Regions from separate parts of the Mus musculus genome. Here all the other regions are linked to region 6. The links are chromatin loops, found by intact Hi-C in ENCODE. Cell type or tissue: left cerebral cortex. All regions are shown on one strand. Region 1 holds the start of Cd96 (CD96 antigen). Region 2 has its middle 460 kb from the start of Nectin3. Region 3 has its middle 470 kb from the start of Nectin3. Region 4 has its middle 260 kb from the start of Gm24651. Region 5 has its middle 85 kb from the start of Nectin3. Region 6 holds the start of Nectin3 (nectin cell adhesion molecule 3).

What was found. A loop is a pair of places that touch in the nucleus more often than their neighbours do. Peaks named below come from ENCODE experiments on the same cell type or tissue, not always from the same donor. Only the 100,000 strongest peaks of a DNase experiment are listed, where the experiment ranks them.
Region 1: it touches region 6 in a loop (4-fold over the local background); 8 of 42 quality-filtered maps call a loop at or near these places.
Region 2: it touches region 6 in a loop (3-fold over the local background); 3 of 42 quality-filtered maps call a loop at or near these places.
Region 3: a loop joins it to region 6, with 3 times the contacts of the local background. A loop is called at or near these places in 3 of 42 quality-filtered maps.
Region 4: it touches region 6 in a loop (13-fold over the local background); 11 of 42 quality-filtered maps call a loop at or near these places.
Region 5: it touches region 6 in a loop (6-fold over the local background); 5 of 42 quality-filtered maps call a loop at or near these places.

What each region holds. Positions count from the first base shown.
Region 1 is chr16:46,119,416-46,124,415 of GRCm38, forward strand. It overlaps Cd96 (CD96 antigen), which reads right to left and starts at 833. Exons shown (of 15, transcript NM_032465.2): 1 at 617-833. The coding sequence starts at 677. In left cerebral cortex, CTCF peaks have their summits at 1,355 and 2,140 (motif pointing right); a DNase peak (open chromatin) is centred at 2,161; H3K4me3 peaks cover 258 bases.
Region 2 is chr16:46,954,948-46,959,947 of GRCm38, forward strand. No RefSeq gene overlaps it. Among named protein-coding and RNA genes, the nearest start is that of Nectin3, 460 kb to the left of the region's middle. In left cerebral cortex, no CTCF peak of the experiment used is centred here; a DNase peak (open chromatin) is centred at 2,259; H3K27ac peaks cover 368 bases.
Region 3 is chr16:46,962,988-46,967,987 of GRCm38, forward strand. No RefSeq gene overlaps it. Among named protein-coding and RNA genes, the nearest start is that of Nectin3, 470 kb to the left of the region's middle. In left cerebral cortex, no CTCF peak of the experiment used is centred here; a DNase peak (open chromatin) is centred at 2,936.
Region 4 is chr16:47,766,776-47,771,775 of GRCm38, forward strand. No RefSeq gene overlaps it. Among named protein-coding and RNA genes, the nearest start is that of Gm24651, 260 kb to the left of the region's middle. In left cerebral cortex, no CTCF peak of the experiment used is centred here; no DNase peak of the experiment used is centred here.
Region 5 is chr16:46,579,248-46,584,247 of GRCm38, forward strand. No RefSeq gene overlaps it. Among named protein-coding and RNA genes, the nearest start is that of Nectin3, 85 kb to the left of the region's middle. In left cerebral cortex, no CTCF peak of the experiment used is centred here; a DNase peak (open chromatin) is centred at 2,031.
Region 6 is chr16:46,494,897-46,499,896 of GRCm38, forward strand. Nectin3 (nectin cell adhesion molecule 3) reads right to left here and starts at 2,071. Exons shown (of 6, transcript NM_021495.4): 1 at 1,719-2,071. The coding sequence starts at 1,878. In left cerebral cortex, CTCF peaks have their summits at 2,054 and 2,254; DNase peaks (open chromatin) are centred at 327, 1,251, 1,748, 2,304 and 2 more places; H3K4me3 peaks cover 3,851 bases; H3K27ac peaks cover 3,474 bases.

The sequences.
Region 1 (5,000 bases), 380 kb before region 6:
TTCAGCACGAATCTTGTATTGCGGGGTTCAGAACTAAGCTTTCCTCCTTCCATTTTGAAATGGACCTTTTAGGTTTCATTTCCCATGGTCATAAAGGGCTCCCCTTGGCTTTGCAAGGTACTCCTTGTATGTAACTGAGTTAGGCTTAACATAAATCCAACCACTAATGACATTAGTATTAGGGAGGAGAGACACTTGTTTGTTAATTTGAAAAGAAATGCCTGAGAGAGGATTAAAAGCTGAGCAAGGCTTTCTGACCACGGACATGATTATAGGGTGTCTTAGTTTTCTGCCGTTGTCTTTATAATGATCCAGGAACATTTCCTCTCCAAGACACACAATTTTCCCATAATTCAAGACTCTTTGAAGAGGAGAAATGGTAAAGAGAGACAAGAGCAATGGCGCTGTTTGTTTCCTCCTTAGGTTTTGTGCTCATTAGGAATCCTGTATCGACTCTAGCATCTTTCCCGTAGCTGCCACTTAAGCAGCTAACTGACAACCTTAGCAACAGCTTGTCCTTCAGTGATCGACTCCTGCAGCAGTCTTGAAGCATTTCAAAGGAGCAAAGGGTCCCTAAGCAGCCATCTGAAAAGACCAGCGTGAGCGGAAGTCTTACCCCTGAAAAACTGTATCTGGATGATGGTGTAAACAACACAATATGTCCATTTTCTCCCCATTGTCTCCCGAAGAGCTCACGCCAGCATTTCTGTAATGATCACAGGAGGCGATTGCTGTTTCTAGCTAAGCAAACGCTAGCCACCCTATTCGTGCTCAAAAACCTCAACTCTACCACAGGGTTGGGGCTGTTGATCGCTTGGCAAGTCCCCAGGAAATGAAATGCAGACAGGAAAGTAGTGTGGTTCAGGGCTAAGTATAACCTTCACAAGAACAATGTGGAAACTGTTCTCTGAAACCTTGCGCCTGTCTCACCTTTAAAAGACGCTTCCATATCCCAAGATTCTCTCCTTCAGTTTCTTTGTCAGTCAAGCTGCTTCTAAAATCGAAACAAAGGAAACTGTGCAGAGAAGTCCCCTTGTGCTTTTTATACATTTCCTTTCAAGAGCACAAAGTCCTTTAGCAAACACGAGCTTGCTGCCTCTTGTAATAGCTTTTCAGTCCAATCATAAGATATATTTTCTTTCCTGAATAGCCCCAGGGTGAAAGAACAATGGTTAACATATTTGATTTTAATAAACCCTGAAGAATAACTGGGAGTAATGTCAGCTATCCAACTGAATTTATTGTCTAGTTCCTTGTAGGTAAATCCACATTTCTGTGGAGGGGAGAAGTTAGGGGGTCTTTCCTACCCTTTGTCCTTACCAGTTTGGAGACCAAATGGGGAAATTGCTCACTGTCACAGCTAGGAGGCGTTTTAAATGAAGGTCTAAGAGCTTTATCTGGCTAATCCAAAAACCATAAAGAACTAAACTACACAGAGTGTCGGTGGGTATGTTAAGTCAGGTGGTCCTGATGACTTTTCCAGGGAGGGTTAGCAATTCAGATCCTTGAAGGGAGGACAGGAAGTGATGTAACTGCTCAGGGCATCTTTCTTCATCGCAGCTGGGAATTCTGTTAAGTCAGTGATGGGACTTAATAAAGCCTTCCAGGAGATGTGTTAGAAAGACTCTGATCTGTGACTTGGTGTCCCTATTAGACGAAGACAGATTATATACTTGGAGAGGAACTTTGTCACCTCTTACTACACCTGTTGTAAAACTGCAATAAAAACCCCAATTTACTGAATTCTTACTTGGAGTACTTAGACTCTTACTGCATTAAAATGAGGAAACTTTTAAAAAGAGAGCAGGAGAATGCCTCATTAAGACGAGAGAGTGTGATTTTTCAGAACTAGAGGTTCACTGTTCACAGAATCCCTGCCTTTTGCTAAGGTGGTTTATTAGAGGCACTTGGGTGTCGGTTGGTCCAATCTGTCTTAGCTATTTATTTGATTCATGGTTCATGATTCTAATACCTAGGAATTTCTGTGGCCTGAACCCATCAGATTTTTACTAATTTTCCCTTGGGATCCATCTAGACTCTTAGAGAAGACACTTCTCAGATGGCTGTGCCACACACGTTGAATGCATCTGTTATTCTGAAGTGGCAAGACCCAAGTGACAGCCCCTCCATGGCTGCCTGCTTGCAGCAGGTGGCAGCAACAGCCTGCAGACCAGAATGGCTATCCCAGGTGGTGGGAATGGCCCCCACAGCTTTTCTGTCTTGGTAATATTTTCTAAAGGCCCTTTCAGCAGGGGGATAGGCATTCTCTGTACTTAAAAATAACTCTTCTATGAAGCCATATCAATCTTTCCTGTTATCCTCTCTGCTCACCAAATCCCAAACCGCACAGCCTTTCTTCTGCCTGATATTCCAGCCTGCTGCATATGAAACAGAAGCTGTCAGTTTCACAATGTGAAGAGCAACCTTGAACTTCTTGAACTTCTGAGACAAATGCGATTATTTACAAAGGGGAGCTAGAACACACACACATTCATTTCTGCTAGAGAAGCAAGCCAGGACTGTGTTTGGACAACGTTTTTAAACAGTCTATGCAAATTACTCAATTCGAAGAAGATGCTTTGAGAAGTGGAAAGGTGAGCAGGAGGTAAACCCCCCCCCCCTTTTTTTGTGGTTCTACAGTGATCAATTCAAATATAACTAGATTTTTTTTTTTTTTTACCTACTCACATAAATTACTTGAAGTGTTAGGCTTTGTGAGCAGTTCCCAGTGTGCTTGAAAACACAGCACTCAAGGATTCGGTTAATTAAAAAATATTTATTGTGACCTTTCAGGGATCACTAAAGACATACATCTCTAGGTCATTTTAAATATAATGGAAAAATCATGGGCTTTCTTCTCCAGAAACCTGACATTCTGCTTGACATTATTCTCAGGAAAGAGAATCCTCCTGTGTCACAAAATGAAACAAACCAAGCTAAAGTTACACCCAGGTAATAAATAACTCTCCCTTGAGAGACAAAGGACATGCAGGAGAAAAGGGGGAGAGGCCTAGGGAGGGAGTGGCCAGGATCCTCTCAAGTATGGAATCTGAGTTTGGCCTTATGCTACAGAAGTCATCCTGGAAGAGACTGTTGAATGAGTTATTCCAGCAGAGGAAGTAGGAGATACCAACACTTGGGAGCCCTAAAGTTCAAGGCAGACACTGTGTGTGTGTATATGTGTGTGTGTGTGTGTGTGTGTGTGTGTGTGTGTGTGTGTGTGTGTGTGTAAACTGTTTGAGGCAGTTGCTGGATGAGAAACAAAGCTACAGAGAAGCAAGTTTGTAATACAGAGAACTTTCGAGTCCAGACTAGAAAGCATGGCTTCTCTTCTTCACTTGGAAATTAACATAGGTCTGGTTTTGTTGTCTTGTGTTTGTTTGTTTTTCTAGAATTTGCATAATGTGATATTGTTTTATCATAAAGAAACATTGAAAAGATGATCCAGATGTCCATGGGCAAGGTGAGTGAACGAAAGATAAAAAGGGAGAGTGCATTGAGTTTGTATAAGAATGGGTTCTGCAATAGTCGAACTTGGGTAGAGGAGGAACTCAAGGAACCCCAATCCTCAATGCTGAAGTATTTGCTACTGAGAGATTAAGAGAGATGGAGAGTCATTGCATTCTGTTGTGTGCCCACTGGTGACCTCACTGAGCACCAATAGATAGGTCCAATCAGTCACAACGATGGTCTTGGTTAAACTGTGGGTCACAGAACAAAACCAAAGTCAAGAATCTAGGAAAAGGACAGGTATGGAGGGGGTTGTTAGGAATTGGAAGACTATAAAAGAAGGGGAGAGAAAGTGATCAGAGTATATTGTTTGCATGTATAAAATTGTCAAAGAACATAATCAATTATTCTGATTTTTTAAAAACGGAGGCAGAAGACCTGTTTAGAATTTCTTTATTCTTGGAGCTGTAGGAAAGTGCCTGCTGGTGGGCAGTGCTGTTCACGGTGTAAGGGCAGCATGGCCTTTACCAAGAAAGGAGAGATACAGTATACATGATAAGTCACCCTGATTGCTCTATCCACAATACTCAGAAGAGTCATGAGTCTGAAACGGGTCCTGTATAAATAATTTTCAGTAAGACTCTAAGGCAATGCCCCAACCATTAAAACAATTCTCACTTCACAGTGTCCACAATGTTGAAATAAGATCATGAAGAGGAGTTCTAAAATTCAGACTGATCCTTCATTTTAGCAAATCATGTGGCTCACAGTTCTGCTCCAAGAATTCTCTTTCTCTACAGAAAACTGCCTTCCCAAGTTAATGCTTTCCCCCTGAAAACACCCCACAGTTAGAAAGTGAATGGTAACAGACAAAACACAATAGTTTGGGTACTTGCCTTGCTTATGGAAACTACAAAGTGTCTACCACACTCCTGAATGATGCTACAGTAAGGCTCTGTAGCACTTTTAATACAGAACAAGATCTCTTTGTGCTCCATCTTGCTTCCCTCATTCACTTGAAAGTATTGTTCCTGAGAGCAGTCCTCAGTGAATTTCCCAAACAGGAGGCTAAGTTTGTTCTACTCTTCTTGTCATGGTAAAAGCACGTGACACAAGCAACTTAAAGGAGAAAGGATTTGTTTAGGTTTACAGTTCTGTGGGAGGGAAAACACACACATTACAGGAAAGACATGGTGGCAGGCCAGGAGACTTGCCTGTCTATTGCATCTATGTTCAGGAAGCCGAATGAACAGGAAGTGGTACCATGCTCTAAACACTCAAGACCCACCCTGAGTGACACACTTCCTCCATGAAGCTCCACCCCCCTCAGGATTTCCATAATCTTCCTAGGTAGCAGCACTTATTAGGGGACAACGTGTTCAAATACATGAGTCGGTGGGGTGTAGTTTCCATTCAAACCAGAATAGCTGGTTCTCCAGGGACCCTGATCTAAGATAAGCCCTTACTTAAATAAGCCAATCATAATCTAGCTATCTCAGAGGCAGACCTGTTGGAGACCCACTCTTCTGAAATTATGGAAGAGAAGAAAA
Region 2 (5,000 bases), 460 kb after region 6:
TCATAGTCTTAAGTGTTGTGAAAATAAGCATTTGACATGACATGTGGCTTATAAACACAGTTTTGAATTGCATTTCTTCTAAGATGCACCCTTGAGACAATATCAGCCAAAAAACCCTATTTTTTTTCAAATCACTGGTTCCCAAATCATATGTGAATATTTCTTTACAGTAAATATCCAAAAAACATAGATTAACTAAAGTTAAACAGAAATCTTTTGAAGTACGTACAACTGTTAAATTATCAGAAATCCAAAGAAGAAATAGGTTAATTGTTGCCACGATGTTACAATCTATAAAATTGTCTGAATGAAAAATTACTTTCATAATAACAACACCCCACACACACACATAACCACACCCATACCCACACATACCCACATCTATCCCCCCACACAACCCCCCACACTCACGGGGACACACACACACATACACACATTACATGCTTATTCACTCAAACACACAAATCACATTGTTTCTGGGGTTCTTGAATCTAGTCCTCATGCATATAAGACACATACCGTGTCGGTGAAGTCAGCTCCCCAGCCCCCATAGTAGAGATTTTTATAGAATCCTATATAAGTAAACAGACTACGGAAGTCAAAACAGCATAATAAATTCAAATACTGATTAGATAATCAATGAGGCTAAGAATTTAATACACTATTTAAAATTTTGAAAATGGTATCATGATTACACTTTTAAGAGTCCTTATTTTGTTATGATTTAAAGATATGATATATAGGATTTAAATTCAAAATAATCTAAGGTTGAAACAACGGGTCCCTGGTATTTGGTTTTTGTTTGTTTGTTTGTTTAATTCTGTTTATTTTTTTACAGTCCAGTTGTTACCCACTACACTCCAACATTTCCACATCCTATTCTTCCTATCCTCTGTCTCCAAGATGATGTCCCCACCCCCATCCCTATTCCCTGCCCCCATCCTACCAGGACTCCCCACTCCCTGTGGCCTAAAGTCTCTTGAGGGTTAGGCCTGTCTTCTCTCACTGATGCCATACCAGGTAGTCCTCTGCTGTATACATAGGGGGAGGGGTTTGTACCAGCTCTTTGCTATGCTGCCTGTTTGGTGGTTCAGTATCTGAAAGATCTCAGGGATCTGGGTTAGTGGAGAGTGCTGGTCTTCCTATAGGGTTGCTGCCCTCCTCCTCAGCTTCTTCCAGCCTTTCCCTAATTCAACCACAGGGGTCCCAGACTTCAGTCCATTGGTTGGGTATAAGTATCTGGTCTGTCTCAGCTGTTTGTTGGGCATGTTGGAGAACATCCATGCTAGGCTCCTGTCTGTAAGTTAACCATAGCACCAGTAATAGTGGCAGGTCTTGGAACCTCTCCTTGAGATGGATCCCAAGTTGGGTCAGTCACTGGATCTCCTTTCCCTCAGTCTCTTCTTCATTTTTGTCCCTGCAGTTCTTTTAGAAAGGAACAAATCTAGGTCAGTGTTTTGACCCCATCCCTCCACTTGATGTCCTTTCTTTCTGCTGGAGGTGGATTCTACAAGTTTCCTCTCCCCACTGCTGAACATCTCATCTAAGGTCCGTCCCTTTGATTCCCTCTCACCTCCCAGGTATTTGGTATATCCTAGAGGGCTCCCCCCCTCACCTCCATGAGGCAAAACTGCCTTTGCCTTCATGGGTAGTATTCACTGTAGCGTCTGTTATTCCTGAGGTTGCCTGTTTCCATTCTTTCTGCTGGCCTTCAAGGCTTCTCTCCTGTTCCTCCCCCCAATACCTGGTCATGTCCCCCCACCCTTTTCCCACCCACTTCCCTCCCTCCCTCTACCTTCCATGATTGCTTTTTTTTTTGTCCCTCCCAAGTGGGATTGAAGCATCATCAATTGGGGTCCTTGGTATTTTTAATGTAAGACTGACCACAAAGTGACTAACTGATAGACTATCTGATAGGTATATGATGATTCACTATGTTATTTAATCATACGTGTGTGTGTGTATGTGTATGTTTAATGTATATACATGTGCAAACATACTTTCAATCATATATATATATATATATATATATATATATATATATATATATATGTATATATATATGCTGAAAGCTTACATATTTTATATCTCCTAAAATGAAGAAAAACTGCCTTTGCCTTCATGGGTAGTATTCACTGCAGCATCTACAGAAGGCCCTAACAGTTGTATAACTAACTATTTTATGTCAGACTCATCCTCAGCTCCTCCATAACACCCTATTGACTGAGCCAAGAATCTCTGATTCATCCTTTTCCTCCCCCTCATGGATGAGTAATTTGGACTGGATTTAGAGTGATGTTACTTCAAGTTCAGATGATAAACTCTTAGTAATATTTTGATGCTTCGTTTCTTGCCCAGAGTGTTTGGGCACAAGGTAGGGGTGAGAAACCCAAGTTTCCAAACTTTGGAGATGTGGTTTCTGCTTCTTGGGCCACTTCTGCTGGCTCTACCCCATCTGCCAGTGTTCCTTATAAGAAACAGCCCCACTCTTGTGTTTGATTCCAATTTCTTTGTAGCAACACATGTTTAGGTTATTTTCCATTATAAAGTTTCCTAACTACAAATATAACCATTTATCTCAATATAAACTAAGGGAAAATATAAATATGTAACTAAAGGAAAAATTTGTCAAGCTAAGTTGTGGTTCATGGGGATCATTATGTACTCCAGAACTGTGGTGAGCTGTGACTTACCCCATGGTCATTTACAAACTCTTGGTTAAAGATGACTTTATAGTACTCCAGGAAGACTTCCTACTCTGCATCCTTCTCCACAACTGGAAAAGTAATATTTTTCTGAAACGTCACTTCATTTCTGACTAAATGATGGTCTTCTTCCGGGTCTTACTGTGACCCAATCCCTAAAATCTTTTATGCAATGTAGGCAAATCCACTCCATGCTTTACCTTTTCTCTCTTGTTACCAAGCACAGCACACTCACATTTGTAAGCCACTTCATTTTCTTTTTTAAAACAAAGACAGAAATTAATGTATGGAAACAAAATAGTTATAAACATATAGAAAATTTTAAAACAGAAACTCTCATAACTTCAATTGCTGATTCTGGTACCCAGAATTCATCAAAGGACTTATCATTTTATCACATTGTAGTTTTTTATTGGGTATTTATTTCATTTACATTTCCAATGCTATCCCAAAAGTCCCCCACACGCTCCCCCACCCACCCACTCCCACTTCTTGGCCCTGTCGTTCCCCTGTACTGAGGCATATAAAGTTTGCACGACTAATGGGCCTCTCTTTCCACTGATGGCCGACTAGGCCGTTTTCTGATTCATATGCAGCTAGAGACATGAGCTCCAGGGGGGTATTGGGTAGTTCATATTGTTTCTCCTATAGGGTTGCAGATCCCTTTAGCTCCTTGGGTACTTTCTCTAGCTCCTCCATTGGGGGCCCTGTGATCCATCCAATAGCTGACTGTGAGCATCTACTTCTGTGTTTGCTAGGCCCCGACATAGTCTCACAAGAGAATGCTGAAAGCCTATTTACTCTGTTGGTTTGAGAATGCTTTTGTTAGTTCACAACCCTCTCTGAATATCTCATATGCAAGGGACATACCCAGAACTCACCTGCTCTCAAACCCCCTCCAGAATTCTCTTCTTATTAACTGAATAGTGTTGAGCTGTCATATCCCTTGTGAGGGAATTGTTTATGTTAGCATTATAGAACTAAAACAGCCATGCCTTTAAAGTTTAAAGACTCATTAAGATAATTTATCAGGCAAAATTTAGAGATCTCTTCATAAATAGGTAGACTGGTAGACAGTATGCCTTTAGAATTAAACTATTTTTTTATTTGCAGGAAAAGACCATTTCCAAAGTTTTTATCATCATTTTTCCCTTTTGCTTTGGCTATTTATTGAGGAAGTCATTAGCATGACCTCCTATTCACCTCTGCATTGCAGCTTCATCCAGCATCTCTCCAAGCTGATTATCTCTTTTGAAAATGTCTTTGGAAATTTGAGGGCAAATGTAGCTAGTTCTGAACAAACTCCTTTATAAGCCCTGGGCCATAAAACAGTTGATGTCTGTTACACAATGCTGGCATGTAAAGTAAATTGTCTCAGAATAATGGGTATATGTAAGAAAATGCTCAGAATAAAAATATCAGTTTTCTGGTATCCACTATTTGACCATGCGCTATCGACTAGAGGCAACTGTTAAAATTCTACAGTAGGGCTTTGTCTCAAGCACTATAATGATAACATTCTACTGGGCAATAATTGCAATTTCATAGTTCATAATGGATTTCACAGTTGAGAGCGTTAGACTGTGAGAAGAGGATCCTGACTTGGCTACTTTTATGAAAATAATGATTACTATTACCATTTCATTATATCCCGATCAACATCTATCAAGAGATTGGTCTATAGAATTAATTAGCAATTTTCTTTCATATACCCAAAAGTTATTATTCAAAGGGTTTTGTATGAATTCTGAAAAAAATCTTAAAAAATTTAACCAAAAATATATTTTGTAGGAATTTAAATAATATGAACTTTCACAAATTTGATAGGTTAAATATGAACTTCATATTGGATTTTCTGCAGTATTTCTTTAAAACATAAAGAGAGATTTTGGTAATGGAAACTGAATTCCAGAAGAAATAAAAGTCTTTGGGGTCTTTAAATAAGTTCAAGGCTGTAGGCTTAGACAAATTATGCTAGAAGCTAATGAGTCTCATCTGCCCATTCTAAACACTGAGAACTTGGAAGAGGTTTGTAGAAGCTATAAATGGGGAAATGCAAACAGGAAGATGAGTATTCCATGGGCTTTAGACTGTCAGTGACTTTAAAGTCCTAGGCCAAGCGTTTAAGGAAAAGAATACTATGACATAAAATGTTGATTTTTTTAAAAAAAGTAATGATTCCTGAATGTTTTGTTTTATTGTTTTCATTGCATTTCACACACACACACACACACACACACACACACACACACACACACACACACAAACACACACACACTGCATTTTTCTTTCTTT
Region 3 (5,000 bases), 470 kb after region 6:
TGTCCATTTCAACATTGAGATAAATATATTCAATTATGTCAAATTTTTTCATGTTATTTTTCTTCTGTGGTTGTCAATTATTTTAGAAATGGCAAAATAAGAGACTGAGAGGTGTGAGGATACTAGAATATAAATGCAACAAAGTCAATATAGATTACTGTATGGCATGTTCCTATTTATATGTGCAATTTAATGCACGTCTCCAGAAAATCACTAAACAAGGACCACTTATTTTGTAAGTTAGTAGCTTGCTCCTTGAAATTCTACCCACCACCTTTACTCTCCTGTTACAAAAATAATAATAACAAAGGTGCAAGTTTAAAACTAATGGAACTTATAAAAGATGCTTGCTCCCTCAAATAATCAGTACCTTGCAAGTTAAAATTAATGATGTATTATTTCTTGTACTATCAACTAATAAAATTAAAATGGAGTGGAAGGATAAAAGAAAAATACTTTTTCTGGTAGGAGCAAAAGCTACTACCAAAATTTGCAAAGCAATTTCTTAGACTCCAGCAGAGTTTCAGAGACTTATTCTTGTGTTAGACATTTGAAACCATGGAAATATGTGTAAATTCCATAGAAAAAAACATTCTTTAAATAGGTAGTTGAAGAATCATTTAATTTTTTAATAGGAGAAAAATGAAAACAGTCTACCTGAATATCCCTCCAGAGGGCATATTTCTATATTTCTAATCCATGTTTCTTCCATTAAGTGTCTTGCATGTAGTTTAAACATTTAATATTTAAAATTTAAAGTTAAATGGAAATAATATATTATCTTTAATTTCACATCTATACTGATACTATTTTCACATAAAATGACATTAGGCATTCAATTACATATTTTTTTATTCATGTATTTAATGTGCATGAGTTAATTTACATAGTAAATATCGTGTTATGCATTTTGCACACAAATAAATAGAAGCTAAAGAATGGCAGACATTTGCTTTCTATTTGCATTTTAAATTGTGAGTCTATTTTACTTCAACTTTAATGTAGTCTGATATATTATTTTATTATACATGTTTACATGTATAGAGATTTACCTAGATACATACCTTATATGTATTATAATTGATCAAGGAAAACAGTAGGTAATGAAATGACCAAGGGTTCAGGGTCAGTGAGGGCTGATTTCAAAATTATCTAATCCCAGCTCTACCAATAACCTGTTAAAATTATTTGGGGTGAGTATTGGCTTTTCCACCTTGAAGCATAATTTATAGAACCTATGTACATGACATACCTTCAGGATCATATGTGTTTTGAAAAATTTTACAATTGAGACATTTTTTGAATATGCACAATACAGAATGCTATATTTCACACAAAATTTGAGAATGCAATATTATAAACTCTATTCCTAGGCATTCCTCAGAGCCTAGGTACATGCCTTTAGTTGCAGCACTTGGAAGGCAGAGGATGGCTGACCTCTGAGTTCAAGGTTGGTCTGGTCTACAAAGTGAGTTCCAGCATAGCCAAGGCTACACAAAGAAAAAAATTATTATTCATACATATCATTTTGAATATTAAGTATGATTAACAAATTAGCAAACAAAGCACAAATTTTATTCTGTTTTCATCAGAAGTACTGCTCCTGTGAATGTTGTAGCAAATTCTACGGAATTGGACTAAGTTTGAGCTTCTGTCTTGTGACTTCTGCTTTCCTATGATTTAAAACAGAACTGTAAATGCTGGCCCAGAGTCAAAATGCAAAGCCTAACTCCCTTTAAACACATACTAAGTGCAGCTCTCAGAATTTATGCCACATAATATTGATCCTTTGTCTGTGAATGGAATCCAGAACTTATCCGTAGTCAATTGTTTCTGGCTGTAAATTGAGGCTGCAACCTCTTAGAACTGCAAAGCAGGGTCCTTTCAGCCAACGCTTGCTAGTGTATGCAATGGTGTCATCGTTTGGAGGCTAATTATGGGATGGATGCCTGGATATGGCAGTCTCTAGATGGTCCATCCTTTTGTCTCAGCTCCAAACTTTGTCTCTGTAACTCCTTCCATGGGTGATTGTTTCCAATTCTAAGAAGGGGCAAAGTGTCCACATTTGTGAGACTAGGCCGGGGCCTAGCAAACACATAAGTGGATGGTCACAGTCAGCTATTGGATGGAGCACAGGGCCCCCAATGGAGGAGCTAGAGAAAGTATTCAAGGAGCTAAAGAGATCTGCAACCCTGTAGGTGCAAAAACATTATGAACTAACCAATACCCCGGAGTTCTTGACTCTAGCTGCATATGTATCAAAAGATGGCCTAGTCGGCCATCACTGGAAAGAGAGGCCCATTGGACATGCAAACTTTATATACCCCAGTACAGGGGAACGCCAGGGCCAAAAAATGGGAATCGGTGGGTAGGGAAGTGGGGAGGGTATGGGGGACTTTTGGGATAGCATTGGAAATGTAATTGAGGAAAATACGTAATAAAAAAATATTAAAAAAAAAAAAGAACTGCAAAGCAATGGAAAAAAGTTAGTGGAATCAAGGAATGGCATATTTGGTTCCCAGAGAGGAACTGGTAGATACTCTTATGTGGCAAGCCACCTTAATCCAGAAGGGCTACATCCTATCAAAGTTTGAGTAGCTGCCTGGTTTGTCCCCATTCTGTTAGTTCCTCCTTTTCTTACTTTTTTTTTTGTGTCACCTTCATTATACAAGTTAATTAGAAATTTTACTTTAATTATTATTTGTATATTAGATGTCTTTTGTCCAATATTTTTCCTTGCATCTTCAGTAAGATAATAAAATCCTAAAATAAAAGTCTTTGGTTTTCATCTAGAGGTTTCAGTATCCTATGGTGCTGTCTCCCACAACATATGGTCTAAAATTTGAAGCGATTTCTTTGTACTTTACAGACTTACAGAATTTATTCCTTCTCTGAAAAAAATGTGTGCTGTTTCTGTTTCCCACAGCTGATGTGAGAAAACACTCTTTTGGGAGAGTAACTCTGATAATGCAGAAGGAAATCCTCTTCTCCCACAAGCCCTCCAATCCCAACGTGGCTCCAGTCCTGGTTCCGATGTTCCTGAGGAGAAGGAGTACAGGCAGAGTGTGCTGATCCTGCCCCTAGCAGTTGAGATAGAAGGGGAAGCAAACCACGCTTCCGAACAGAGTCGATTCGGTGAGGGTCAATACAAAGGGCTTCCCTAATATCCAGCTTTCTGAGTCTTGGTCTACTATTTGTCTCCTGTGTGGTGGGGATTGAAGGAAATGTGGGCTGAGAAGATCATCTGTAGGCACCATCATGGGTTACTTTCCTTTTTGTTGTTGTTTTGCTTTAACTGGATATTTTCTTTATTTACATTTCAAATGTTAATCCCCTTTTCTGGTCCCCCTTCCCCTGCTTCTATGAGGGTGATCCCCCATCTACCAACCCACACCCACCTCCTGTCCTCACTTTTCCATACACTGGGACATCCATCGAGCCTTCGCAGGACCAAAGGCCTCTCCTCCCACTGATGCCGGACAAGGTCATTATCCTCTGCTACATATGCGGTTGAAGCCATGGGTCCCTCCATGTGTACTCTTTGGTTGGTGGTTTAGTCCCTGGGAGCTCTGGGGGAGTCTGGTTGGTTGATACCTTTTTAATCACTCCAACTCTGTTAAAAGAGAAATTCCAGCTTGATTTGTAAGAAGAGGTAATTTCTGCAAGTCTATACAGTTAAAATTCAGAAACATATTGCATTTACTTGGGGCTGTTTGAGGTGATGTCCTTCCTTGAGGAGGCAGAGGCTTCCTTCAAACTATTCCTTATAGAATAAATGCATCGGCTGCAGGAGTGTGTATAACGATGTATCTGCACATAAACTAGGGAAGGAACAATAGAGAAAGAACCAAGAGCCTACATGTGCACTCATCAGGCAGTATTTAGTGGGTGGGATTCAGACATAGCTAACTGTCACTGGCTTTGTTGCGTTTTTCCCAAACCCTGTCCTTTCTCTTATCTAATGAGCTTAGCAGCCCCATGGCCCAGGAGCAAGTCCTCTTAATTCCATTCCCCAATGTTTCCTTTTTTACCCATTATTTTAACTCTAACATTGGTTGTAATGCAAGAATGGGAATAAAGTCAAGGTTATCGTAGAAAATGTAATTATGGCCAGAGGTAGATCTGAGATGCAAACTTAAGCAGAAAATATTTGATTTAGTCACAGTGTATCTGTTATGGAGAAGGGAAATTTGGACATGAATTCTTTGGATGAATTACTTAACACAAAAATACCTTGTTTTTTTCTGGATGCTTTAATACACAGAGGGAAATATCAGGCTAAGCCCAAGCAGAGAATCAAGTGTGGAGGAAGATCAGTTCACTAGACAAAAGAAAAGCAGGAACTTGTAGGTGTGTGTGTGTTTTATTATTAATCAAATTTGTTTTTACATAATTTTGCACATGTATGTAATACATAGCAATCACTCACACCTTCTTCTACCTACCATCCCTGTCATCACCATTCTGTCTCTACAGATGCAAACTGTGACATATTTGATGAAAAACACATGACCTCTTACCAAATATACATATGGCTTATATTCTAGGCTGTCCTCAGGAAGATGTTATCCAACTTCAGATGCATTAGAGCGTATTTTAGACTTTGAATTTAGTGTTTGTTCCAGTTGGTATTTTAAATAAGAGATCTGGACTGTTTTCCTCTTTCCTGTGTTCTTTAGTTGGGGGTTTTATGCCTTTTACCAACATCACCCTGAGAAGTAACAAAAATAGAGGGATGGATGATTGCCAGGATGGCTGGTTGCATGGATGATAAATATTGCATTATAGATAGATTTCTAGAGTCTGCTTGAGATTCACTAAGTCAAAAGCCTTACAAATAGATCTCTGGAGCAACATGTGTAGAAACTCCCATATGACTCGGACTCTCTGGCTTGTTGAAAACACTTGACTTAGAGCAGATACTGGTAGATGTTTCACGTCACATACAAACTGAAAGTATTATGTCTTCAGAACAGATTTCCTCTTCCCTCCATGCAGAC
Region 4 (5,000 bases), 1.3 Mb after region 6:
GAAGAGAACGCACATTGTTGCCAAGGTTTTGCATGAGAAAAATAATGTACTGTTAAAAAAACTCACAAGCTTTAATAGGAAGTAACTAAGTAAGGAAAATAAGTGAAATGACATTATACATAAGTGCATAAAGCAGTTGATAAAAACAGATGCAGCTCCCTAACTTACAAACTTCAGTGTATAGTGCCTCTCCCTTCTGATAAATTCCACATCAATAAGCAAGCTGTAGAAAGATTTTGACCTTCATAGGAACAATGTTCTTCAAAGTTTTTTTTTTTTTTTTGGTGCATGGAAAATTGTGGGGAAAAGGTCACTCCTAGTACCTGTTGCTGTATGTGCGTGTTGCACATACATTCTGTGTTGTGTATATGTCCACCTACAACAAGGCATGGTATGCCTTGTTTATGTCTTAAGAAACTCGTGTATCTCAAGGCACAGGAGCATCTAGGTTGAGGTTAATGATGTGGAAATAAGTCCATCCTTCAAATTAACTTCAGAATATTATTTTAAAGGAGCTTCATGGTAATCACTTTTCAAAATATCAATGGACCTAATGAAAAGAAAGTGGCACTGATGATAGACCCTATTTTCTCTGTTTTACCTCTCTCTATTTATTTTCAATGCAAATTTGTTCAAAGAATTCAATCTTATCGGTTCCTTTATATTGTTAGCACACTCATGTCACTGAATAATTTTCTTCCATGCTTACATTAAAAATGTAATAGGAATTTTTTAATTGACTGCTTTGTGTGCACTTTATTATGCATATCCTGCATTTCACCGTAGAGTGTAATCTTTCTCAGACTAGGCAACATCTAAAGTATAGTTCACAATTATGCATAATTCTGTTTAGGGTTCTTTAGTACCTACTAAATATTTCCTCACTTTGAAAGAGCATATTTTAGATTGCATTGTGGTTCTCTGGTAAACACTTATGTAAAAGGTAGAGATAAGGCTATTTGGGAGGCTGGAGGGAAATTTACTGTCTAATCATGTTACCAAAGTATTTTCTTGGTAATTACAGCGGAAAAATACTAGTTTGTGTAAAATGAGATTTAGCATTTTTAGTTGAGCTAAATCAAACTGAAAGAATGGAAATAAATATTGTAGCTAGGGTTTTCAAGTAATTGTAGTATAAAATATATAAAAAGGATACAAAGAATGGTTCAAATTCATGTTCCAAACTGTGATTAACTTTTCATACATACAAATGAACATATGCCATGAAAAGTGTTGCTCAGTAAATAATGACATGCATTTAAAGTTTGCAGGTGGTAAGCAGTCAATTCAATCAGGAAAAAACAGAACTCTCTTTTCTATTCTATAAAGAAAGGAAGGCATTATATGGAATTATCCATACAAGGAAGTGGAGGGGAAAATCCAATTATCAAGTTTCTGAGGCATTCTTTATATTGTTCTTTGACAAGTTACTTTTCTAACACATGTGTGTGTGTTCTTTTCATATATATATATATATATATATATATATATATATATATATATGAAATCATTTGGTATCACCTAAATGAATACTGATTGCAACCAGAACCTTGGCTTAATACATTCTGAGCCTTATTTCACTAACACCTTGGAAAGGAAAGTTCATCAAATAAATTATAAGTCACACTTTCAACTGTGAGGAGTGTATTTTACAAATATGATAGTATTTATTTGGTATTATATTCAATAAAGTATGAATCAAACTTTAGAATAAAGACTTTTAATTTTTCATGTCACATTTTTGTGCTTTAAATGTTACAGTATATTTAAAAGACAATGTACATAAATGTCAACAGTAAACCAGTAAAATTACATATTGCTACGCATCATCTATCATCTATTACCTATACATACATCATCTAGGTATATTATCTGTCACTTTCCTTACAAGAAGAATGTTCCTAAGTCATTCATTGTTGTTCTTTTAATGCAGTATCAAAAGTTGTCAGAGTATTAATTGTATCAACTATATAAAATAATTTTAATATTAATCTTATCTATTGATGGCATGAATATGATATATATGCATATATTTTACATATAAATACCACATATGTATATATTATGTTAGAACAGTGCTTAACACTCTATATTCATTGGATAAAATTGTTCATTATTATCCAGTGGGAACTGAGTTTTCACCTTTTTGTTTGTTTGTTTGTTTGTTTACATTCTGTGCCTAGTATTAAATATTTAATGTATGTGTTCAATTAGCTTTCATCAATGAATGATCAGTTTCATGGACTGTGATTCTTCAGTTTACTGGTCACGTCATTGAACATAGAAATAAACCTAACACAGGTCAACTACACATACTTAGTGATTCAACAGCAATTGTTAACCCATTTTTATTCTAGCAGGGTAAAGACTTAGCTTTGTTTTCATGATGCACTAACTGCCATCCTAAAAGGGATCAAGAGGATAACTGTTCCTGAAAAGGTGAAGGCTGGTTAAGACCCCTTAGTCCTTGAAGATCTTGTAGAGTTGGCATGAAAACAGCTTCCAGCAAGTTTTCTGCAGTTGAACTGAGGAATTTTCTTAAGCCAGTATGTTCTACCTAGGAAGCTAAAGAAACATGCACCACAATTTCATGATAATTAGATCAAGAAAATGTTATTCTTAAAGCAGCAATAACAGAGCTCACCTCATCCTCCACCATTAACCAATAGGACAAGATTTTATACCCACCTAAAGGTTTTACTCTGGAAGGAAATTCACGTTCTTTTCTGCCAGGGAAGAGTCTCAACAGCTTCTTCTTTTGCCAGTTGTACACAGTCCTCAAATGACATGATGTACTGAAATCACTCTGCAAAGCATGAAAACCAGGAACCAAATGTCATCTGTGGAAAAGGGCATGAAAGGAGTTGTCTCATGGGATTTTGTTGAACATTCTTTTGGTTCCTCATTGCAATTAATTAACCTCAAACCCAAATTCTTCACTAATATCTCTTTTGGATTAGAACAATGTAAAAATATCATATGTAATGCCATGACTTAAAATAATAATAAACTTATTTGTGAAACAAATATTTGTGCTACCAAAGGAACAGTAGAACTATTAGATTGATTAAAAACAATGACTGGGCCAAGAAAGAGGACTGGGTGGGTTGGTGAGCACAGGGAGTGGGAGGGGATGGGAGGTTGGGAGGGAAAACCAGTAAATGGTATAACATTTGGAATGTAAATAAAGAAAATATCTAATAAGAAAAGAAAAAAAGATTAAAGAAAAAAGAAAAAAATGAAATTAAAATAATAAATAACAAACTAAGTTTTAGAAAAATCCTTCAGAGTATTTGAAGTATAAAAATAAATAAACGATGCAATTCTTCTATTAAGAAAACTTCCTTCTTGGTGAATTTTGTATCTTGGAGAGATAGATGACTATGGCTAATGTCTACAATCTTTGAATTCAGTTGTTTTCTTCTTGTGATTAATAATCAATTGGAGGACTTTAAATAATAATTTACATGTCAGTTTTGCCTTAGAACAGTATCTTTAGTTTAAAACATTTACCTGTTATTTTACCATTTTTTACTTTACTGACACATTTTGCAGCCTTTCCTTTTGGATAGAGAGGTGAAGCACATTTCAGTAGCAATCAGAGCTCTGGCTTACAAGCAGTAGAACTGACCCTGACTAGCCTAAGCACAAGGAGAATATATTGAAAGTCTCTGGGCATGATTGAATAAAGAATAAGCCTGGAAGCTCATCTTGGATAATGATCAGGAACCCAGGACTGGGGAACAGAAGCACATTATTAGGAAGAGTCTTGCCTGGTGCTCACGGTGAGCAATGAGTTCCCAAGTCCCATTACCATCATTTACCAAAGATACAAAGTCTTTGGGAAAATATCCAATTCCAGGTAGACTCTAAAAATGAATTCTTCCTCTGTCTAAGAAACAAAAATCAAAGGAACTATATCTCCCACCAAGTAAATACATAAGTTCTCCAGAACTACATCAGGATGCTCGTGGAGATATAAAACTAAATATTCCTCCTCAGGCAAGAGGCTTTTAGAGAAGTTGGAGAGATGACTCAGTAGTTAAGAGCATTAGATGGTTTTTCAAGACAACACAGGTTTGTTTCTCAGCACCCACATAGCGGCTCAGTCTCAGGGAACTAATGTCCTTTTCTGGCTTCCATGGACCCCATACAATCATGTGGTGCACATACAAATATTGAGGCAAAATACTGATACACTAAAAAGCAGTAAATTTTAAAATTCTTTAAAAGTTTCAGCCTCCTAGTATGTATGTGTGTGTGTGTGTATATATATATACACACACACAGACACACACACATACATACTTAAATAAGCACAAACTGACTGAGACTAAGACAAGTCTGATCAAAAGATACCATGCCTTGTAGTGCAGTGAGTGGCCACAGATGTTGAGCAAATCGAACATGGCCAATTTTTAATCTTCCTCATATGGAGGATGTGAGGTTCTCTGTGAGGAAGTTAACTTCTCCAACCATGATTCCTTATCAATAAAAGCTCTCCAAATAGAATTTTTTGAAGAATTAGCAATAGTGCACTTGACCCATAATATATAATAAATGATAATAATCTGCAAAGATCATCTACCCCTCCACACCATAATTACCTCCCTGCTCTTAATCCCTCCCAACTAATACCTTGCTGACACTGTATTTTCTAGACATGAAAGTACTATCCTTTTCACCAGTTTATTTGAAAAGACCACAAACTAACCTTTATTCTCCCATTTTTTTCTTCCAACCAATTGAAAATCTTTATCCTGATTCCTTTTTAATTGTCAGTATACTATACTATGGCTACGCATAGTTTTTCTTTTACAATCAAGACAACCTGTATGTATTGTTTGAAAAATTGTCTTCAGAGAAGTAACAATTTCACACATGACTAATCATCACCTTCATGTCATGAACCTTTACTCATTTTATCTTTTCCAATATGTGGAGAGATAAATGTGCTCTAAAATCACAGCTCTCAAACACTGGACCACCAAACAGACAGC
Region 5 (5,000 bases), 84 kb after region 6:
AAACATTGTGCTTCACCTTCTACCCTAGCCTTGTCTTTACCAGGGATGCTAGCGAGTCCATGCAGTGGGAAGCACAGACTGCAGACAAGTGCTTGGTGCCCCACACAGCCCAGAACCACTTGAAGCAGAACTTAGCATTCTGGGCCCATGTGTTGTTTCAGAAGCCACAATTTCATCAGGCAAATAAGAATTATTTTTACACCCTTTCCTCTCACTATGAAGTCAAAGAGCATGTTCATGGCACACAGATTTTAAAACTCCTGTGAAGAATTTGAGTCACTTGGCCTCCTGTTGTTTTGCCTTTTTATATAACTTTTATAGTACAAATGGACACTGAAGAGAGGAAGCAGTAAGATAAGCGCTTTATTCCCAACCAGCCCACTGGATGCTCTTTGAACACTCCTGTGTGGCTAATCTTTGATTACATTACAGTTCGGTATTATCTGCTCAAATGGGTTTAACTTGTTTGAAGGGAATGCTTATGGCTTAGTACATTTGAAACATGTGTATTAGGGAATCACTATTGTAGAATTTTCTGTGTATGGTGCTTTTTGTTGCTTTAATATATATATATATATTATATGTAATATATTTATATATGCTTATATACATATATAAAATATATTTATACAAATATATAAAATATATTTAAGATATATAAAATACAATATATATAATATATGTATATAGAATATATAAGTATATAAAATATATATGGTATAGTAAGATATACCATAGTCCCTTGAACATATGACTACCCATCCTGAATAATCCCCTTTCCTTTTCTGACTCCTGCTGGCCCTCCACCAATGCTCAACTAGACAACTCACCTTCATAAACTACATCTAAGCTGAAAAGTTGCTCACAGTGAAAAATTTTCTTTGACATTCAGAGTCAGAGAGCAGTGCCCTCACCACTTACTACATTATCTTCATTGTTGACCTACGCCTACGTACTTACCTCCCCAGTGAGATGATAAGCTCTGCATTGGCTACTATCTGATGCACAGATGCCTGGTATAAAATCTGTACATGGTTTAAGAAAAATCTTCCAGTGAGTTCTCAGAATAAAGAAACTGTTATTGTACTCTGCCAGCAACCTTGCAAAGCATTTTTGCTTCCTAGCGTCCCCGTTTTTCCTTACCTAGACAGTTTTCTCTAGCAAAATCCACAGAAAGTTGTTTTGCACTTAGCCTGTTTACGGGTTAATGTGTTGCACATCTGCCCACTTTAACCAGGGAAGAAAACCATTTTTACCCATTATTAGCTACTTTCATTTCCCTGTAAAACCTGAGTTAATGAGCGTGGAACTTGCCTTGCTACCATCCTCATATTAAGGCATAGAAAGCATTAAGCAGAATCTATATTTCAGGTTAAGAGGACTGAAATAATGCTGATAACACAGTTGCTGCCATCTCCTCTGTATAATAGCATTTTTCTCCTAGACTTTCGCATACCTTTATCAAACCTAATGAGGCAGAAGGTGCCAGTTCCGTGTGCTGCGGTGAAGACGGCATCAATAGCCCAGACTGAATTCTGACCTAAGGAACAGGTAACAGGTTCCTTTCCAACACCGAGAACGTGAACACAGAGAGCTGCCTTAGTTCATGCCTTTTCTTTACACTGAAAACTCTGGGCCCCTTGTGAGTCATTTCTCTATAGATAATCTAGGGAACGATTATTTAAAAACCTTTGAAACTTTTACCCCTGGATAGGTAGGCAGGCTAAGCAACCTCTAGGGAAGGGCGAGTTCTTATTTTTACCATCCTTTCCCAGGTGGTTCTTGTATGTTAGAAAGAAGAATAAGTTTCACAACTGCTGGCAAACAAGTAAAGAAAAATGGCCCCTTAAATATAGCAAATGGCAGTGCACTGCTTTGCCTCATTTAAACTTAGACTATAGTTGATATTAATATACATTCAAACTGCTAAAAATTACTCCCAGCGGCAGCTGTGTAAAGTCACTTTTTTTTTCACACGGTTGCTTGTAATATGTGAAGTCTTAGAGTAATGCCTTTAAATAGTTGAAGAAGAGAAAACCGAAGGCGAGGTGCCAATTTCTAAATTAGGAACCATCACCTCCGCGAGCGTATTGGGTGAGGAGCGCTCCTGTGAGCTGTCACTGCTTGCTGGGTGGAGTGCCACTCCTAGGTTCTCAGGCTCTCACTGGTGCCAGGGTGGTCTCCACACGTGTGGACGTGGTGCTGTGCTTTATGGTAACAAGGGGACAGGTTCTGGCTTCACTCAGTTCTCATGCAGCTATCACATCTTTTGCCTTTTACCCATGATAAGTTAACGGTGACTCATCTCCCAGCCTTTATACACCGAATGTGAGGTGTCCTGTACTCTGCTGGTCATTTGGTCATTATTCAAGAGATATGAGTCCCTCCCGCTCTTTCTTGTGTCTTTGTGCATTCCCTTTTCTTCTCGCTGTCTTCTCTCCTGTCTTTTCACTTCAAGGAGCTGCACTTACCATGCTTACCCTGAGAATTTCCTAATGGCTTCAGCCCATGCTGCTTGGCCGCCCACTTTTCAATGTTCTTCTTTTTAGTTGGGAATCATTACTTTATTATTGATTTTATTTTCAGTTATATGTGCAAACCTATCTCAAATACTCAGAATAGACGTCTGTGGACTTGGGGTGATTTATTTTTATGTAGTTATCATTCCATGTATTATTATATGTTGTAACCATAGACTCTAGTAACCATGCAATTGATTATTATTATTATTATCTAGGACCCATCCAGATTTATGTCTAAAAGGCCAGTCTCTAATAAGGCAAACAGTGGCTTACCCACTCTGGCTTTTAAGCTTCTAGTTAATTAAACAGCCTTTCATTCTGTGAGCTGACCTACTTTTTAAAATAAACTATCAGCTGGCTGAGTTTTTTTCCACAATTTTCTTTGTAAAAAAAAAAAAAAAATCAAAGCAAACTCCAAACTTCTCATCCTATTAATGTGTTTGAATTTCACTGACTACAGATAGCTAAATACTCACTGTGGAGCCCAATTGAATCCTTAAGGATTTAAACGGTAGATTTAACTTAGGAAACATAAAGAAAAGACTTAGAATCAGAAATATTGTGAAGGATCAGTCCCACCAAATCTGTTGAGTGAAACACACACGGGAAGGCAGGGTAGAGATAGCTCATCTGAGAGCTTCTAACCAGTGTTCACTGAAGAAAAGCGTTTCACACGTAAAAACAGCTAAAGTCTTAGTTATATGTGCATGAGAAAGTTCACGGGCAAAACCTAGTTGCAGAGTTTGAGGTGAACTGAAGCACTCCAGTGCTTATAATTTATTTCTTTCAATTATCCATCATCTCTAAAGGAATCATTATCCATCATTAAATACATGAATCCCTCTTGCCTCCAACTCAAAATACAACTAGGATGCAAAACAATATTTCAAACTCAAGGTTCTATCTAATCTTGTGAGGTTTTTGTAAAAGGCTAAGGTAACTACCTTAATAATAGTATTATCTATATCTATCATCTTGATTTAAATATTAATTGCACCCACTTACACAATCAAAAGTAATTCAGTTTAGATAACATTTTAAAGTAGCTTTTTATAGTGCTAATCTCAGCTCCAAGTATTTCCTGGTTTGTCATATCTCATATCCCAGGATCTATCTCTTCATTGGTATTTAGGGTCTGGCATAAAGTTCATTCTCAAGCTGTGTTAGTTAGTCCTGTTGTCAGTTTGGGTTCAGCACCAATATAACTGGAATGTCTGCTGTGATTTGAATGTGCAATATCCTCCATCATTCATGCGTTTGAATACTTGGCCTCATATGCTTATGCTATTTGAGAAGGAAGGGGAACCTTTAAGAAGACTTGGGGAAGGAAGTGAATCACTGCCAGTAGGTCTTTGAGGTTTGATAGCCTGGCCTTACTTCCTGTCTGCCCTTTGCTTCGAGACTGCCAAAGGAATGTGATTTGCTATCATGCTTCCTCCAATCATGAAGGTGTGCACCAAAATAAACCCTCTTCTCTTAAGCTGCAGGCATTTGCTCATAGCAACCAGAAAAGTAATGAATGCAACAGCCTGGCCTGTGCATGGACTATGGCTTTAAGTGGAGACTGTGTCTGTGTAGATAGAGTCAAGTCAAGAAAATGTCTGATTGGATTGAATTGGAGTCCAAAGCCAGTGACTGGAGATGTTGAAGGAAAGAAAGACTTGAAGGCACACAAGAGGCTATGTGCAGATGGAGCTAGACATTGGAGTTAATGGAGTTTAGGGTCAGCAAAGCCCACAGAAGGTGGGAAGAAGCAAGAAAGCATCACATCTTAGAGCTTTCAACATGGTCACTTTCCCGTCAACATTCTGGTTTCATATTTTTGTTTCTAACGTTTTACAAAACAAATATATTTCTCAAGCCACTCAGATCCTGGTCACTTCTTACAGAACCCCCAGAAAATGAATACAGTTTCTTAATAGTTTAATATTTTGGAGGATATTTAAGGAGTTATTTTAAGCCCACAAAGTGAATTTCTGTATATTACATACTCAGAATTTTAAGTTAATCATACCAAAAACCCACCCTCAGTTTTGGCCACCTGAAAAGTCTTAGGAATTAGATTTTGTGTTTAACTTAGTCTTTTTATATCATATCTGCATATTTCGAACATACCTTTCAAATTTGCTGGAAACTTTTGTAGCTTGTCATATACAGCGTGGCAACCAAAGTTAAGAAATTGTCAAAAACTCCTATAAATTCTTTTGTAGATGGATGGGAATGACCCCTTTCTTTAAGCAGGATTTTAATATAATTGATAATTTGAAATTTTATGTCTCTACCTACCTACATGTAGCTTTAGATACATATCTGTCTAGTCTATCCGTGCACCACTTATATCTCTCTTTTGTATTTGTATATAAAAATATATTTTCAGTTTCTTTTCATCCATAGTCTGTCTGTCTATCTATCTATCTATCTATCTATCTATCTATCTATCTATCTATCATCAATCTATCTGTTAGTAGATTCATGTAT
Region 6 (5,000 bases):
GTTTGCACCCAGATGTAATCAACAACTCACTGACACAACCACGATGAAATTACCAATGTAAACTCTATTTTCTCTATCAACTTTTGCATCACTTCAGTCTCCCCTTGGGTTTTATCTACACAGAAAGCCCTCTAGACCTAGAAACACTCCTTCAGTACTTACCACAAACTAAGTCACCACAGTCAAATGCTTGTACCACGCACATACACACACTTCCTCCAAGTATCCTGGAACTGAAATCCTAAGGACCATCCACGAGCCGCCGTAATGGCTCATAAGAACAGCATACAAATTCTATGTAGAACTTAATATTACCTTAAGAAGGGAGCTAAAGGCTTAAAACTTACAGGACTAAAAGCTGTTGTCTCGGGACCAAACATCTGGAGAGTGGGGATATGGAAACTGGACATGCTGGACATGATAGCATGTCGTTTCTCACAAAGCACTCCATGTAAATCAAAACCTTGACTTACAGCACTGGAAATGTACTAAAATTCTCAGTCTGTAAGTGGCACTCAACCTCAACATAATTTCCTCTCCCTATGAACTAACTACCCTGACTCACCTACCAGGAGCAGATTTTTCTTTCTTCTGCATCAGAGCACTAAGGAAATTTGTTCACATCTCTCCCTTATAATAAATACGGGTACATCAGCTTTTAAGATTTCATATGCACTGATAACCATTGTCTGAAAAAAATCTAAATCTAAGTTGTATTCCTCCATCTTTCCCGTCAGCAATCCTTAAATGAACAACACCTTGCGGCATTTTGATATTACCCAGACATTCAATAGCCTAAGACTGACTGGTAGCTTTATTTCACCAAATCAATGCTGTCCACTGATTACCACGTCCACTTCTCTAGCATGAAAAGTAAATATATCATTTCATTTTCATCTTCCTTAAAAAAAAAAAGTAGGTCTCTAAAACTAGTCTCAGATTCCGGGAACGGAACTTACAAAGAGATTAGCTCCTAAATCTGGAATAAAAGAGGCACACTGGAGAAACCCGGGGCTACTTGTTTTAACAGCCAGGGAACAGTAGGTGCAATATGTATTCAAAAGGTAAATCTTGCGTCCCCGAGAACAAGGTTTTCTTCTAAAATAACCAGGGGCTGCGTGAAGGACGTCCAAAAACTGGAAGGCGGCGTGAGGGTACCATCTGGGATCAACCCAAAGATCCAAAGGTTACCAGGGCACAAATCGTGCTGGAAGGGGGATGCAGGCGCAGAGTGGGTTTTTAAGATGGTGCCTTCTCCCGGAGGCCAGGAGGCGTGGACCCGAAGGCTACAGTGCGCTGGGCTAGTGTCCACAGGGTTTCCGGACTTGCAGCTCAAGTTTCATCGGAGAGAAAGGAGGAGGCGGCAACATGCACTCAGGCATCCTAACCTCAGCCTAGAAGTCCGCGCTCTCCGCTTCGGCGCATCAGCTCGGAAGTAACGGTTCCCGGGGCACGCGGGGCTCCGCGCACCGAGCTCCACCGCCAGCCCTGGGGGCCCAGCGCGACGACCCGCGCGGCCTCGGGGGGCGGGAAGCCAGCGGTCGGCGCCCTGTTCGCTCTCCCTGCCCTTCCCGGGCCTCGCCCGGGGCGCGGCGAAAAGTTTCCAGGCAAAGTCCGCGGCGGCCGCTCGCGCAGCCAACCGCCCGGCACAACCGCCTCGGCTAGCCTCGCCGCCCGCGCCCGCCCTGCTCAACCCCTCGCTCGCCCGCTTCACCTACCACAGAGCCGGGAGAAGAGAAGCAGGGGAATAAGCAGCAGCAGCAGCGGCGGCGGCGTCGGGGCCGGCAGCAGCAGTCCGGCCGCGGGAGGAAACGCCGAGGAAAGTTGTGCTTTGCCGCCTCCAGGACACAACGGGGCCGGGCCCGGGGTCCGCGCCATGCCCGCCTTGCCCCGGCCCACCCGCTCGCCCGCGCCCCGGCGCCTCAGGCTCTGGGTGGCGGCGGCGGCGGCGGCCGCGGCGCGGAAGGGCCAGCGCGCGTGTCCTCAACCCCCGGCTCCTGCGCCGTCGCCGCCCGCCGCCACTCGGCCGAGCGCTCGCGGCTGCCTCGACTCCGCCGTCGCCGATGCCACTGCCGAGGCTGAAGCGGGAGCCGCCCGCCGCCGCCACTCCCCTCCCCGCGGTCCCCGCCCGCCGCGAACTCCTGGGAACTCGGAACGCACCACCCCGCCCTGCGGGAGGGGGAGCCGCCGACCCTCACTACCGGGACGAGCCCGCCCTCCCTGCCGCCGGGCTGCCTGGACGCCGGCCGAGCCGCCCGCCGAGTCTCCTCCCACCCTCTCTCCCCACACGCTCCTCCCACTTCCAAAAGAAAAAAAAAAAAAACTTCATCCACTTGGAAAACCGGGCTTCTCCCGAGGCTAAGCAATCTGGACCAGGCAAGGCGGCCCCGCCCCTTGGCCCCGCCTCGTCTCCCCCCCTCGCCAGCGCTGGAGATGGTCTCGCCCACTCCGCCCCTCGCGGGGCTGGGGCCGCCGGGGCACACAGAGGCGCTCCGAGGCGGAGGGCTGCGGGACTCCTAGTCCTGCCTTTTTCTCCTCCAGAGTGGCGAGGTTCCCCTAGCGGGACCAGGGATAACCAGGGGGGTGAGGGGAAGGCAAGATGAGGGTACCGGCTCTCCGCGGGTCGGAGCGGGGGGTTGCCTAATTTGGGAAGCTGGATACCGCGGGGCTGGACCAGCCTTCTCCCTCCTCACCCAGGCGTAGGGACTGAAAGGAGATTCTCCACTCCTCCCTCCTCCCCAGGAGCATCCCGGTTCTCCTCTGTCCGGGACCGGTGTTGGCCCAGGCGTTTAGCCTGCTTTTTACACCGGGAGGGAGGCTTGTTGGAAGGGTCAGCGGAGCTGCCGGAGGACAGGAGGGGGCCCTCCGAAAGGTTTGCTCTCTAGCTCTTGCTTCTCTTGGGCTGCCCGTTTGTCCACTTTCTGCGCCGGGCGACCGGCAACAGGAGGCCATGGATCTCCCATGCGAGGTCTTCGAGTGTGGTCTTGTTTTCTCTTTGATCGTTCGCATGTTCGCACTTGTAATTTTATTTTCTCGCGTGTCTCTCTTTGAGTTATTCTCAGAAAAGTGACCTCGGGAAGTATTAAACATTTACCCTTAAGAGGAGCATCTGTGATTCACCATAACCCTCCCTCAAACCCCCAAAGCTTGTCTGCCCTTCCCTCCTCCTCTATCCGCCACGCACAGCCGGAGTGACTTGACCTTGAAGCCCCAGTTACCGTAGGGGGAAGGAGATGGATGAACAGTTTGGGCTATCTGCGGAGGCGGTGGAAGCGGAGGACACCGTCCGGAGGCCGGACACCATTAATTTTATGTTGTCCTACCATCCCCACCAGATAGCTAAAGATGTGCTCCAATAAGAATAACAGCCACCCAGAGAGCAGCCTGTGGCCACTAAAGTAAAGCTTGCCTGGTGCCCACGACAACGTCGTGCTCCAGACTGAGTCACTGGGATCTCCTCGGCTTAACACACTGATTTATGATGTCTTACTCACCTCCGTAGCATCCTATCCAGTCTCTCTTCTTTTTTTATCTTGCTCCCAGCACTGGGGCTACTTGTATTCATTACTTCCACCCCTTCCGTCTTTCTCCCTCCATCTGCCCGCCCCAGTCTTCCTGCAATCACTGCCTTCTATCACCTATCCACCTATCCTCCCGATGCACTTATGAATAAACCTTGCCCTGCATTGCTGGGGAGATCCCCCGGATGATGCTCATAATTGACAAACTGTAGCTATTGTGACATCCCCTCAGCTGTGCTGACACCACTCTTTCCCTTGAGAACACTTCTTCCCCTCTTTTCACATTCCCTAAATCTAATTTCACTGCTAAATTTAGACAGAGCCCACTGCTGCAACCACCAGCTAATTATCTGTTTAGATAGCACTTTAACACGTTGCTGAGTTTCAGTTAAATGTTAACCAAAATTTTAATATCGTTAGCCAATTTCATTTCCCCAGTCTTCCCCTGATGGCTCCAGATTCCAGGAAAAATAATTTAGCTAACATTTTTTAAAGGTGCCAAAGGCTTAATTCGGGGGCTACTGTGCAGTCTGCTTCGAAGAATAAGGAATTAACAGGCTGAGGCTATCTCCAAAGGGTGATCTGGAGCTTTTAAACAATCCTCTCTCTATGAAAACAGTTGATAGTAGAATGCAATTCTATTCCCTCACATAAATGAAGCAAAAACGTGGAGAACTTACTTATAGACATGATATGATGAATAAAAGAGCAATGTGCTGGTTTTTTATGTGAATACACGCATTATGTGCTAATAATAATAATTTGTGTTGATATGGCATCTTCAGCCAGAGATGTCAAAGCACATGTTCGTATCACAGGGAAGGTGGCAATTACTATTATCCCTGCTTGACAGTTGGAGGAACCTAGGCACAGAGGTTAAGTGCTCTGCCAACCCTGTCTGCCATATGCACATGTACAGTTGTTTTTTTTTTTTTTTTTCCTGGCTTTTTTTTTTTCCTGCCAGAATTTCCTTCTTGCCTTCCTGTGGACAACACTGAGCCCTCGGGATTTCTTTTTAAGTAAAAACTTTACTTAGGCAATATGATTTTCTGCTTTCCAAATGTCTAGTCTGAGATTACTCTACTTCCCCTAATGGATATTATTACTGGGCACACAATAAAAAGATTTTCCATTTCATAGTAAAACTTGTTTTTTCCCCAAAGACTAGAATTATTGATTTTCTTTTAAACCTTTAACATGAGAACACTATTGGGCTTCATAATTTCAGTTGTCTAACTTTACAGATAAATTCCCATTAATATGGTTAAAGAAATAATTCTTAACTAGTCAATTAAAATTTTTGATCCCATTTCATATGGAAATATATATTGCATGTTAGGAAAAACATGTCAAGAATGAGCGACACAAGCCTAAAGCCAACAAGAGTTTCATTATTTCAGGTTAAGCATCAATGGGGCTCAATCCCACTTTTAGTTTTAAAGACCTTTTGCCAATTATCAGAGTTCATTAGCTCTTAAC